2 separate regions of the Homo sapiens genome follow, and region 2 is linked to region 1. Evidence: chromatin contacts called from ENCODE Hi-C or POLR2A ChIA-PET data. All regions are on one chromosome and are shown on one strand. Each heading gives the region's core, a stretch centred on a gene start or an enhancer-like site at or near the end of the contact. The rest is flanking DNA. Distances are from core to core; before and after follow the strand shown. Region 1 overlaps OXNAD1 (oxidoreductase NAD binding domain containing 1). Region 2 overlaps RFTN1 (raftlin, lipid raft linker 1).

Region 1 (5,259 bases), core at 602-3,101:
GACTGATCAGCATGCTGACTGGGTAACATTTCCTCCGAATGGGGCCTCCCTGAGCTTCAATTCAAGTTCAATTGTAAGGAAAGCAACTTGAATTTCCCTAGGAAAGGTGTGTTTGGGTGTGTGTGTCCTTTATTTTAATAAAGCATTCATTTCTAAATGGATTTCTGGCATGTCAGTCTTGATAGTGTTTCTTAGGAGTCACTTGACTAATTTTGGCAGTCCATCTGGAAATGTGGTTTTGTTAGAAGGAGGATGTGTGATAATAGCAAGTGTGATAATAGCAAGAGTTAGCAGTCTTGTGTGTTAATAGTTTGCCTTTGAATTTAGAACTAGAAAACAAGATGCTGATTGCAATAATTTGGGTTTGTGAAGCAATTTACTGCAATCTTTGCACATGTTCGATGATACACATTAAATGCATTTTGCCTGTTTTAGGGGGCGGGCAACATATTTACCCTTCAAAAATGGTTTAGCAGTCATTATATTGAAAAGTGGAAACTTTAATTGTAATGATCTGTTTTCCATATTTCCTTTCTGTGGAAATGTTTGTGTCCTGTGCAAAGCACTGTCTCCGTGCCTTCAACTCTGAATCCTGCCAAGACTCAGACCCAGCCTCCTGGTTAGGAAAAGCCTGTGCATTGGTTATTGTGCTGCCACCGTGGTGTGCCTGCAAGTGTAATGCACTTGCTAACCTCAGTTACCTGATAAGAAAATGTCCTCATTCCCTAGTGATATTTGTAGAAATAGAGTCCTACTGTGATTCTCAAGATGAAATGATTTGGGATTGGTGTCATGTATACCATCCCAATGAATGGATTTGGCCATTTCACTGAATTTAGGCCTGGTTTTCGTATGTGCCTGTCAGACTTCTTCGGAGGTCGGACTTGGCGGGTAAGGATCACTGGCTGGTAGTGTGTGACGCTTTCCCTCCCAGGTGTTGATCAGCATTCATTCCAGGCCCCTGGGCCCTCCTCTTTCAACAAATTTTACCCTTACCATTGATTTATGGTTCTAGGGGTTGTGAGTTCCTTTTGATATTTGACCTTATGGTCACAGAATGGCCATTTTGCTGAGGTTGGCGGTGTCTGTCCCTTCCATGCTGTTGCTTGAATGGCTTTGTGCTCTAGGCTGTCTCAGACCATCAGCTTGGTAGTAACAGCCATGTGGTACTTTGGAGAAGAGGGCAAGGATTAGGGATAGGAAGTGAGGATGTGGCTGCCATGCAGTTTGTGTAGGTAGGATTATCAGACTGGAGAGCTGCTAGAAATCAAGGAGAGGGTTGCTGTTGGGCTTATCTTTGGGGTAAGAGATTGGGCCGTGATTCCACATCTCTGAATTTTTGACCAGTGGCTTCCTCTGACACCTACCAAACTCTGAGAATGAGGTTCCAGGCACAACTCTAACTAAATAAATGAATGTTGTCTGTGACTAGCTGGAGCTTTGGCCACAGATCCCCATGTAGACACCTTCAGCATAGATCAGATATAGGCCTCAAGGGGCTCTTTTTGCACTACACTGTATTCTTACTGGGCCTTGCAGAGAGGGCTGGTTCCTGTAGCAATAAACCAGTTCCAAGAACTGTAGCAATCCAATCCCGAGAGAAAGGCCAAAGGCAGAACCACCTCAAAACATCTCTCACATGAGCAGGGTTGAACTTCTTGGTTCATCTTACTAGTAGGCCTACCACTTGCTAGCTCCTTGGTGAGGCCTGCCCTTGACCAGAATTCCTCCTCCCTTGGGGTGGAAAGCTTGGCACTCACTCTTGGGTCTGGAGCATGCCACCACTGGTCCTCACACAGTGTGCAGCTGCCCTGAGTTTCTAGATTCACATTTGGCTGTGGTGCTCACTGCCTGCCTCTGGCATTGGTTATGCTACTGTGGGTAGCAGTGTATTGTCGCCTAGTGCCCTGGAGACTGCTCAGCTCACATGCTTGCTTTCTACCAGCCAGCTCTGTGATGTGGTCAGTTTCCTTATTTGTCTGGGCTTCAGTTCTCATATCTTCAAAGAGGGAGCAGTAGTATTCCTACGTTTTGGGATATTTAAAGTGTTTAGCATAATGCCTACTGTTAACTTCATTTGTTTGATTTTAGCTTTTGTTATTGCTAATAAGTATTTCATTCAGTTAGATCATATGTGCTGATAAGGCCCAGGGGACAGATTCCAATTCTTATCTCCTTGGTCAGTTTCCCTGCACTGAAGCTGTTGATTGGAAGAGTGGCAGGCCAGGCAGGAGTGGGGGCTTATCACCACCATGTCACCACTGATGCCCCAGTCAGTACTCAATCCACACTTGGCTGGGTATAGCTTGCCTCCTGAGGGGAAGTAAGGCCAAAGCATTTTCACAGAGTGGAGGGAATTCCTGGTCCTAGTGTGTCTGACTTTCTACAAGATAACATAAGTTTAGATGCTAGAAAGCAACTTTGAGCCCTGCTGAGAGAAAGAGGACACCAAGAAGAAACACTGGAGGAGCAAGATTAGAGAAATAAGACTTTATACCTACCCTTGAGCAGGGCTGCCACACTGTAGATAGATAATATCCTTGCAACCTACACAAGCATGTGTGGCAGCCCTGATTCTCACAGGACTGCACATAACATAGCACTGTATTCCTTGGCATCTTTTTCAAACTGTGTCCTCCCCCATTACTCATCTGGTAAGCATTGTGTGTCTTTTAAGACTGTTTAAAGGGCATCTCTTCTGTGAAGTCTTTCTTAATTCCTGTACTCCTGGTAGAATTGACTCCTCCTTCCTCTGCCTTGCCTCGCTACGCTAAGCAGATTTTATCATTGCCCATTTAATTGTATGTATTTGTTAATTTTCCTCCTCTTAGAGTGGGTTCATTGAGGGCAGCAACTAAGACATATGTGCATCTTTGTACCTCCAGCAAGTACCACAGTGCCTGTATATGGTAGGCAGGTGCTCTCTTAGATGTTTGCATTAAGTGAATGAGTGAGGGGCTCTGAGAACTGTAGGCAAGGACTAAAGAGTTCTGGGATCTCATAGTATAGCTGCTGTGTGCTTGGCACTGGGGCTCCCTTTGTGGACAGGACCTGGCTGCCTGGTGTGTCATGGTTGGATGTGGACATCCACTGCTTCACCGCGCACCTAGGCTCCTTCTGCATACACTCACTCATTGGGTATATAGTAAGGGCTTTAACTCATGGCTCCAAGAGTGCTCATCCTGCAAAGGACATTTTTAAAGGTGTGTGTTTAAGGTATAATTCTTTCTTGGACAGATGTTTTATGAAATATGTATTGTGCATATTTTCTTAAATCCATTCAGATGAAGTTTTTATGTAACTTAAATTCTTCTGTATTTTTTAATGAAGGAGTCCTTTTTTTCCAAAGGTAGCTTTCCAGAGTTACTAGAGAAGAGGGTTGGTTCCCTTTCATTCAACTGAGAGAATGGCCTTCATCAGCATTGAGCAGCAGAGGGCACTGTAGTTCAGGAGATGAAGCAGCAAAAGTAGCTTATTAATGTATTTATTTTTTAAACATGGAAATAATGGAGATTTTTGTATACCTCCTCTGTGATAGCATATAGCAACTGTGTTAACAAATGCTAACGATAGTCTTTTAAATTTTTATCTTGTCAGAAATGAAAAGAAAGTTAAAGTACTCATGGAAAAGAGTCAAGTGAAAATAGGTTAAAGTTGGCCAAAGACCTTTTCTGGAGCACTTCCAATCCAGAACTGGTTTTTAAACACTTATAATAAATGACTGGAAATGTAAGGCCATAGACTGCAGGAGAATATTTTTTTAAGGTCATAGATCAGATTAGAGAACATCTTTTGCTTTTCTTTTAGGCCTGTATGTAGGTAAGCAACTGGGGAAGGATGATACTTTTTGCTCTTGTGATGGCTGTGAAACACCTAGATTGGATGTTTATGTTTCCCAGATATGGGGATGAGAATTTTTTGTGGTTCTGTGTTCCAATACATTTTTCTTGGTATGTGACTAGGTTTATTGCATTTCCTAGAATCCTCACCAAAAAAGGGTTTCTGTGGCATAGAATTATTGAAAGCTTGAAACCCAGGAGTTCTAGACTACAGGATGTGGTTAGAAGAAAAGAAGGAAACGTTAAGACTTGTGTAACTCAGAGGCCATATCGGCCTATTAAGTCTGTCAAATACTAGTGGGAGAGTTTTTGTTGCTTTTCTTGACCCTTTTTTCATACTTTTTAAAACTTAAAAAGACTGTTATGTTGAGATATATTCATATAAAATTCAAACATTTAAAGTGTACAATTCAGAGGTTTTAGTATATTAACAGAGTTGTGCAGCTATCAGCACAATCACATTTAGAACATTTTTATCCCAGAAAGAAACTCTGTAATGATTCTTATTCATTCCCTATCCTCCTGCCCGGCTTAGATGACCACTAATCTATTTTGTCTCTATGGATTTGTCTCTTATAGACATTTTATACCAGCAGAATCATACAATACAGTGTGTGGTCTTTTTGTGATTGGCTTCTTTCACTTAACATGATTTCAGGGTTCATCTATGTTGTAGCCTGTATCAGTACTTCATTCCATTGTATGGATATGCCACATTTTGTTTATATCTTCATTAGCTGATGGACATTTACATTGTTTCCACTTTGGGGCTATTGTGAATAATGCTGCCATGAACATTCATGTACAAGTTTTTGAGTGAACATACAGTTTCACCTGTCTTAGGTCTAAACCTAGGCATGGAATTGTTGGGTCATATGCTAACTAACTAACATTTTCAGGCACTATTAAATTGTTTTCTAGAGTGGCTGTGCCATTTTACATTCCCACCAGCAATGTATAAATGTTCCAATTTCTCCAGACCCTAACACTATTGTTTGTCTCTTTGATTATAGCCATCCACGTGGGTGTGAACTGCCAGCTCATTATGATTTTGACTTACATTGCCCTAATGACTATTGATGTTGAACATCTCTTCATGTGCTTATTAGCCATTTATATGTCTTCTTTGAAGAAATATTAATTTAAAGTATTTTGTCAGTTTTTTATTTGGTTGTCTCTTTATTACTGAGTTGTAAGAGTTCTTTATATAATCTGAATACAAGAACCTTAATATTAATAGATATATTATTTAAAAATATTTTTCCCATTATGTAGATTGTCTTCTTAACTTTTTTTTTTTTTTTTTGAAATGGAGTCTCACTCTGTCGCCCAGGCTGGAGCGCAGTGGCACGATCTCGATTCAGTGCTACCTCTGCTCCTGGGTTCGAGTGATTCTCCTACCTCAGCCTCCCAAGTAGCT
Region 2 (4,996 bases), core at 2,082-4,581, 140 kb after region 1:
ATATAATTTGCACATATATTTTGCAGCTCCCTAGTAGATAGATAAGTTTCTTGAGATCTAGGAGCTCCTTAGAGTCATCTTTGCATAGTGAAATTACATATACATATTTACCTTAGAAAAATCCAAACAAAAGGGATAAATGTTTACCACTTAAAACAGTGCCAGTTATTCTATTCAATAGGCAGATGTGCCCCAGAATGAACTCGAGAAGGGAGGCGTGGAGTTCCTGTTCCCTCAATGCCAATTCCCACAAATGCTTCCCTAGGTGCAAAAATTTCACCATCCTAGGTGTGATTCCAATGAGTACTCACTATAAACCCAAACCAGCTTACCTCCCCTTGGGGTTCACTGTTGGAAAAGCAATCTGATCTAGTCCTGAAGGAAGACATGCATTGGTCAGGTAGAGAGATGCCACAGTATTACATTTTATATGCACTTCAAAAGATTTTCAAGGGTAACTTTGATTGTACACATTTTCCACCTTCCACAAGAATTTTAGAATTGCAGCCTCTGCATTAACTACAGGTCCTCTGTGTGCCCCCACCCTAATCCTAGGCCAAAAGGTGCCTGATAAATGTCCACAGAGCTCCCTAGTATGCTGGTCCCTGTACCATGTAAGGCATTACTCTACGGAAGCTGTCGCCAAAGGACTTCAACTCATTCATGATGAAAAACACACCAATGACGCCCCTAGCTCCATGTGTGTACAACGACAATTCAACAGCTGAAAAATGGCCAGCACCATGCATTTTTGTACTGCAGTTACATCTATAACCATAAAACAACCTAGAATTAAACCCACACTCATGAAACATCAGAAGTGACGTTTTAATAACTGACTTCTGTTAGCCATCAAGTTTCAAGATCTTTAGCAACTCATTCTAAGGAAAACTACTTGAAAAAAATGAAGGATCACTTAACTATACTTAGAATTCAGAGTGAGTGCAACTATATTGTCTATTAAAAATCACTAAGTGTTCCAAAGAAAGAGTTGAGAAAATGAAGTACAAACTCTCTTTCTACTTATTCACTAAGTATTTCATATTCAGCTATTCATTCTTGAGTCAAAGTAACTTGAGTCAAAGTAACTGACTTGACTAAATTCAATACACTTAGAATTAAGAACAGTTTACAGTTAGATGTGTGGCTAGGCCTGCCATGGTAAAATGAAATGGCAGTTATTAGAATTTTCAGAAGAAAAGATCAGGTAATTTTTCAGGGATGTAAGTGAAATCTGTCAAAATGGCAGTGAGCTCAGAGGAATGTTACTGCACTTGAGAACTACTTTTGGAATGACTCATTAATAATTTAGTTAGACTGTCAACGATGCTCTCCAATTACTCAAATACTACTAGAAAACATTTCATTAGGAGATTTAAATAAACTCTTCCTGCCTCATGCTCATTACTCCCCATGTTTGCCCAAAAGAAATCAGGCCCAAGTTAAAAGCTGCCCCTCCAGAAACATTTCCTTGGTTTCCCTTCCAGTGAGAGGTGGCATCTCCTTCTCCCAAACTCCTGTGGCATGAGGCACATATCTCATTTACTTAATTAGACTGCAAGTGCTTGGAAGGCAGGCTCCACATTCAACTGAGCCTGGCATTTGCACTCTCTAACTTCCCACCACATAGAGCTCCTAGCACAATACTCTGAAAAGAGTACTCACTCAGCAAGTGTTAGTGAATGAGTGAGGGGATAAATGCAGGCTTGAGGGGTTCCGTCTGGTGTTTCTGGCATATCCCAAAGCCCAGTTATTTGTTAAAAATTTTATGTGAACCCTCCAAACACATTAGGTTGATATCGAAGTTTCACAGAGTCATCTCATGGTGATTCTTGGTAATGAAGTTCACTTGGGTCAACAATAATCTAGAATGTGTATCTACATCTCTTTCAATGTGCTCCACTTGAAAAATATTAACCAAGTATTTCTTTCTCTTTTAAAAGCTAACTCATTTCATTTAACAGCATCTATAACTGTCAGAACTTTGGCAGACTTTGTGAAAAGTATCACTTTAACTGTCTGAATTAAAAATTAATCACAAAAGTCTTCCTTTGTTTTGTTTTTACTACTTAAACTCCCTATTGATAAAGAAAAAGTCCGTTTTTTTTTTGTTGTTGTTGTTTCTTGAGACAGGATCTCATTCTGTCACCCAGGCTGAAGTGCAATAACACAGTCACATCCCAGGAGCCTCCAGCTCGTGGGCTCAAGTAATCCTCCCACCTCAGCCTCCCGGGTAGCTGGGACTACAGGCGTGCGCCACTACACCCAGCTAATTTTTAAAATTTTTAGTAGCTACTAGGTCTCTCTACTTTGCCCAGGCTGGTCTGGAACTTCTGAGCTCAAGAGAATCTTCTGCCTTGGTCTCCCAAAGTGCTGGGATTATAGGTGTGAGCCACTGCACCTGGCCTTGATGTTTTTTTGTTTGCTTATTTTTAAGATCGTTGGAGTCTTTTCCCCATAATACAAAAAAAATGCAGTTATTGCATTTGCTAGGAGAGAAAATTCCTGTACTTTAAAATTATATTTTACAATGACTGCTTCCAACCTCCACCACTCCTCCCACCTAATACCATTGGGGCTAGAAGTGGGGATGATCCTCTTGATCATTTTTGCCTCATTTTACATGATAAATTATCAAACTTTTGCATTTTTTTAAAAAAGGCAGTTCCAAAGACTCAACACAAAGTTACCTAAGGAATTTCCTTCTCTGGATCTGCTTGTCCAGGAGTTGAAATGTTCATTAAGTTCATCAGGCAGGCAGTTCAGGAACTCTGGATGAAAGTCAGCTCAAACCCAAGGAGACTGCCAACTTCCCTTTCTTGAAAACCCTCCTGCATACAAAGTCTCATTCCTCTCAACAGTTTGCTCATTTTTGTCTTCTGGAAAGTAAGTTCATTTGTTCATGCTACGTTAGTGGAAGTAAACAACCCCTACTGAGCCCCCAGCTTCACTGCTGGCTTATAATGCACTATTCCCCAAAGTGGTGGTTCTTATTTCTGAAGACGGGCTTCCTCACCCATCTTGTCCCATCAGATAACTTAGAGTTTGGTGCAAGCCTTGCAAATCATGTAGTAACAGCCCCTCATTGTAGCAGCTAGAATACGGAGGCCGAGAAAGATCCATCGATGTGCCCCTTGCACGACACTGCTTACTAGTAGCCAAGTGCAGCCTAGAACGCAGGCCTCCTGGCCACGAGTTCTGTGTTCTTTCTTACCTAGCCTGGTGCTTACAGCTCTCCTAGGAGTAAAGTGGCAAGCCCCAATAGTGTTGCTGAGTGCCAGGCATGAAGCCAGGCAAGAATTAGGTCCTCCACACACTTGCTACTCAAAGTGCGTGCCACGGACCATCAGCATCTGCCCCATCTGGAAACAAGTTAGAAATGTAGAGTCCCAGGCCTCCCCTGAGACCTGCTATATCAGACTCTGCTCTTTAACCATATCCCCAGGAGACTCACAAGCACATTAAAGTTTGAGAAGTGTTGCTCCACAGCAGGGAGAAAAAAAAAAAAAGATACACCTTCACTTTTTGAGTTAAGCTCAGGCCAAGTCCTGAGCTCATGTCACCGCCTATGGCAGATCACACTGAAGGATGTGCCAGTGATCTGACCCAAATGGACTTGTCTCCTTTAAACACTAAGGCCACTCGGATAATCTGCAGAATAGAATCCCTGGAGCCCAGTGGATGCCTTATAGAATCCATACAACTCATTTGTCTGTTTTGTTTCCTTGCTGAAATTCTGATTTACTTACTGACTACTGAGGGGTAAAATGGGGGAAAGGTTGAGTAATAAAAGTACTTCTTTATGGAAGATCAAAGATATCCTCCCCCACTTTCTTTTCCTAAAGTGGTTCTCCACAAGAATTGTGGGTAAAGGAACTCAGCACGTGCTTCATGCCAGGATTAAGAATGCAGGTACGGGAGACAGCCTTCCTGGGAGCAAGGCAGAACTCTGCTTGCTGCCATCCGTGTGACCTTGACAACTCAACATTTGTGTCTCAGTTTTCTCACCTTTAAAATGGGAACAAAGATGACACTTATTTCATAGCCATATGATACAGATGAAATGATAATGATCAAGCCTCACATACAGTGAGTGCTCACTAAATATAAGCTACTGTCATTATACATATCCTATGTGTCAGTGTCACTCAAAACCACTGTGGCCCCCAATCTTCTCATGATTGACCCAGATAATGATCAACAGCCAATCAACCTAAAGGAACCAATAATGGACTGGGCGTGGTGGCTCACACCTCTAATCCCAGCACTTTGAGAGGCCTATGTGGGAAACTCTCTTGAGCCCAGAAGTTCCAGACCAGTCTAGGCAACATGGCGAAACCCGGTCTCTACCCAAAATAAAAAAATTAGCCAGGCATGGTGGCGTGCACCTGTAGTCCCAGTTACCTGGGAGGCTGAGGTGGGAGGATGGCTTAAGCCTGAGAGGCAAAGGTTGCAGTGAGCTGAGATCATGCCACTGTGCTCCAGCCTGGGTGACAGAGTGAGACCCCATCTCAAGGAAATAAAAAAGAAAAGAAAAGAAACCAATATGCAGCCAGGCTCAGTGGCTCACACCCATAATCCCAGTGGTTTGGGAGGCCAAGGTGGGAGGATCGCTTGAGGCCAGGATTTCAAGATCAGCCTAGGCAACATAGCGAGACCTTGTTTCTACAGAAAAAAAAAAGAGAGAGAGAGAGAAAGACAAACTAATACACATAAAAGGCAGACACTGAGAAAAGTCTTGCCCTACCAAAACATGTGTGAATTCTGGGTTCGAGCAAAAACATGCACCACCTTTCACTTTGAATTCTAATGTGTGTTGACGTAATGTGTGTTGATGTAGAGTAAGAGCCCCAGAGCTTGATCAACCATGAAGAAATAAAGGAAAGGAAAGGAAAGAGGAGTCAGTCTTAGACACGCAACCTCATGCCTCACAGCTGTCCCTTATGAGCACACCAGCCAAATGCTTTGTCTACCTGCAAAGTGACTTTAAAAGGAG

Evidence for each region. Hi-C counts contacts between places; a loop is a spot of excess contacts on that map. ChIA-PET counts read pairs that join two places held with the same protein, here RNA polymerase II (POLR2A). Pooled maps may share reads with other maps.
Region 2: a map of B cell shows a loop between it and region 1 (4-fold over the local background). The contact joins two enhancer-like sites. A Hi-C loop is called at or near these places in 2 of 168 maps with a recorded cell type or tissue (B cell and OCI-LY7), 25 of 37 single-sample maps with no recorded cell type and 6 of 50 pooled maps. POLR2A ChIA-PET finds 5 or more read pairs at or near these places in 1 of 52 experiments (GM12878).

Annotation. Positions count from the first base shown.
Region 1 is chr3:16,287,065-16,292,323 of GRCh38, forward strand. All of the region lies in intron 5 of OXNAD1 (oxidoreductase NAD binding domain containing 1), which reads left to right. Among named protein-coding and RNA genes, the nearest start is that of OXNAD1, 24 kb to the left of the region's middle. Within about 2 kb of position 1,852, at least 9 of the 41 ENCODE cell types and tissues checked have a DNase peak (open chromatin) inside an H3K27ac peak, as active enhancers do.
Region 2 is chr3:16,428,005-16,433,000 of GRCh38, forward strand. The region is part of intron 3 of RFTN1 (raftlin, lipid raft linker 1); the gene reads right to left. Among named protein-coding and RNA genes, the nearest start is that of RFTN1, 83 kb to the right of the region's middle. Within about 2 kb of position 3,332, at least 2 of the 41 ENCODE cell types and tissues checked have a DNase peak (open chromatin) inside an H3K27ac peak, as active enhancers do.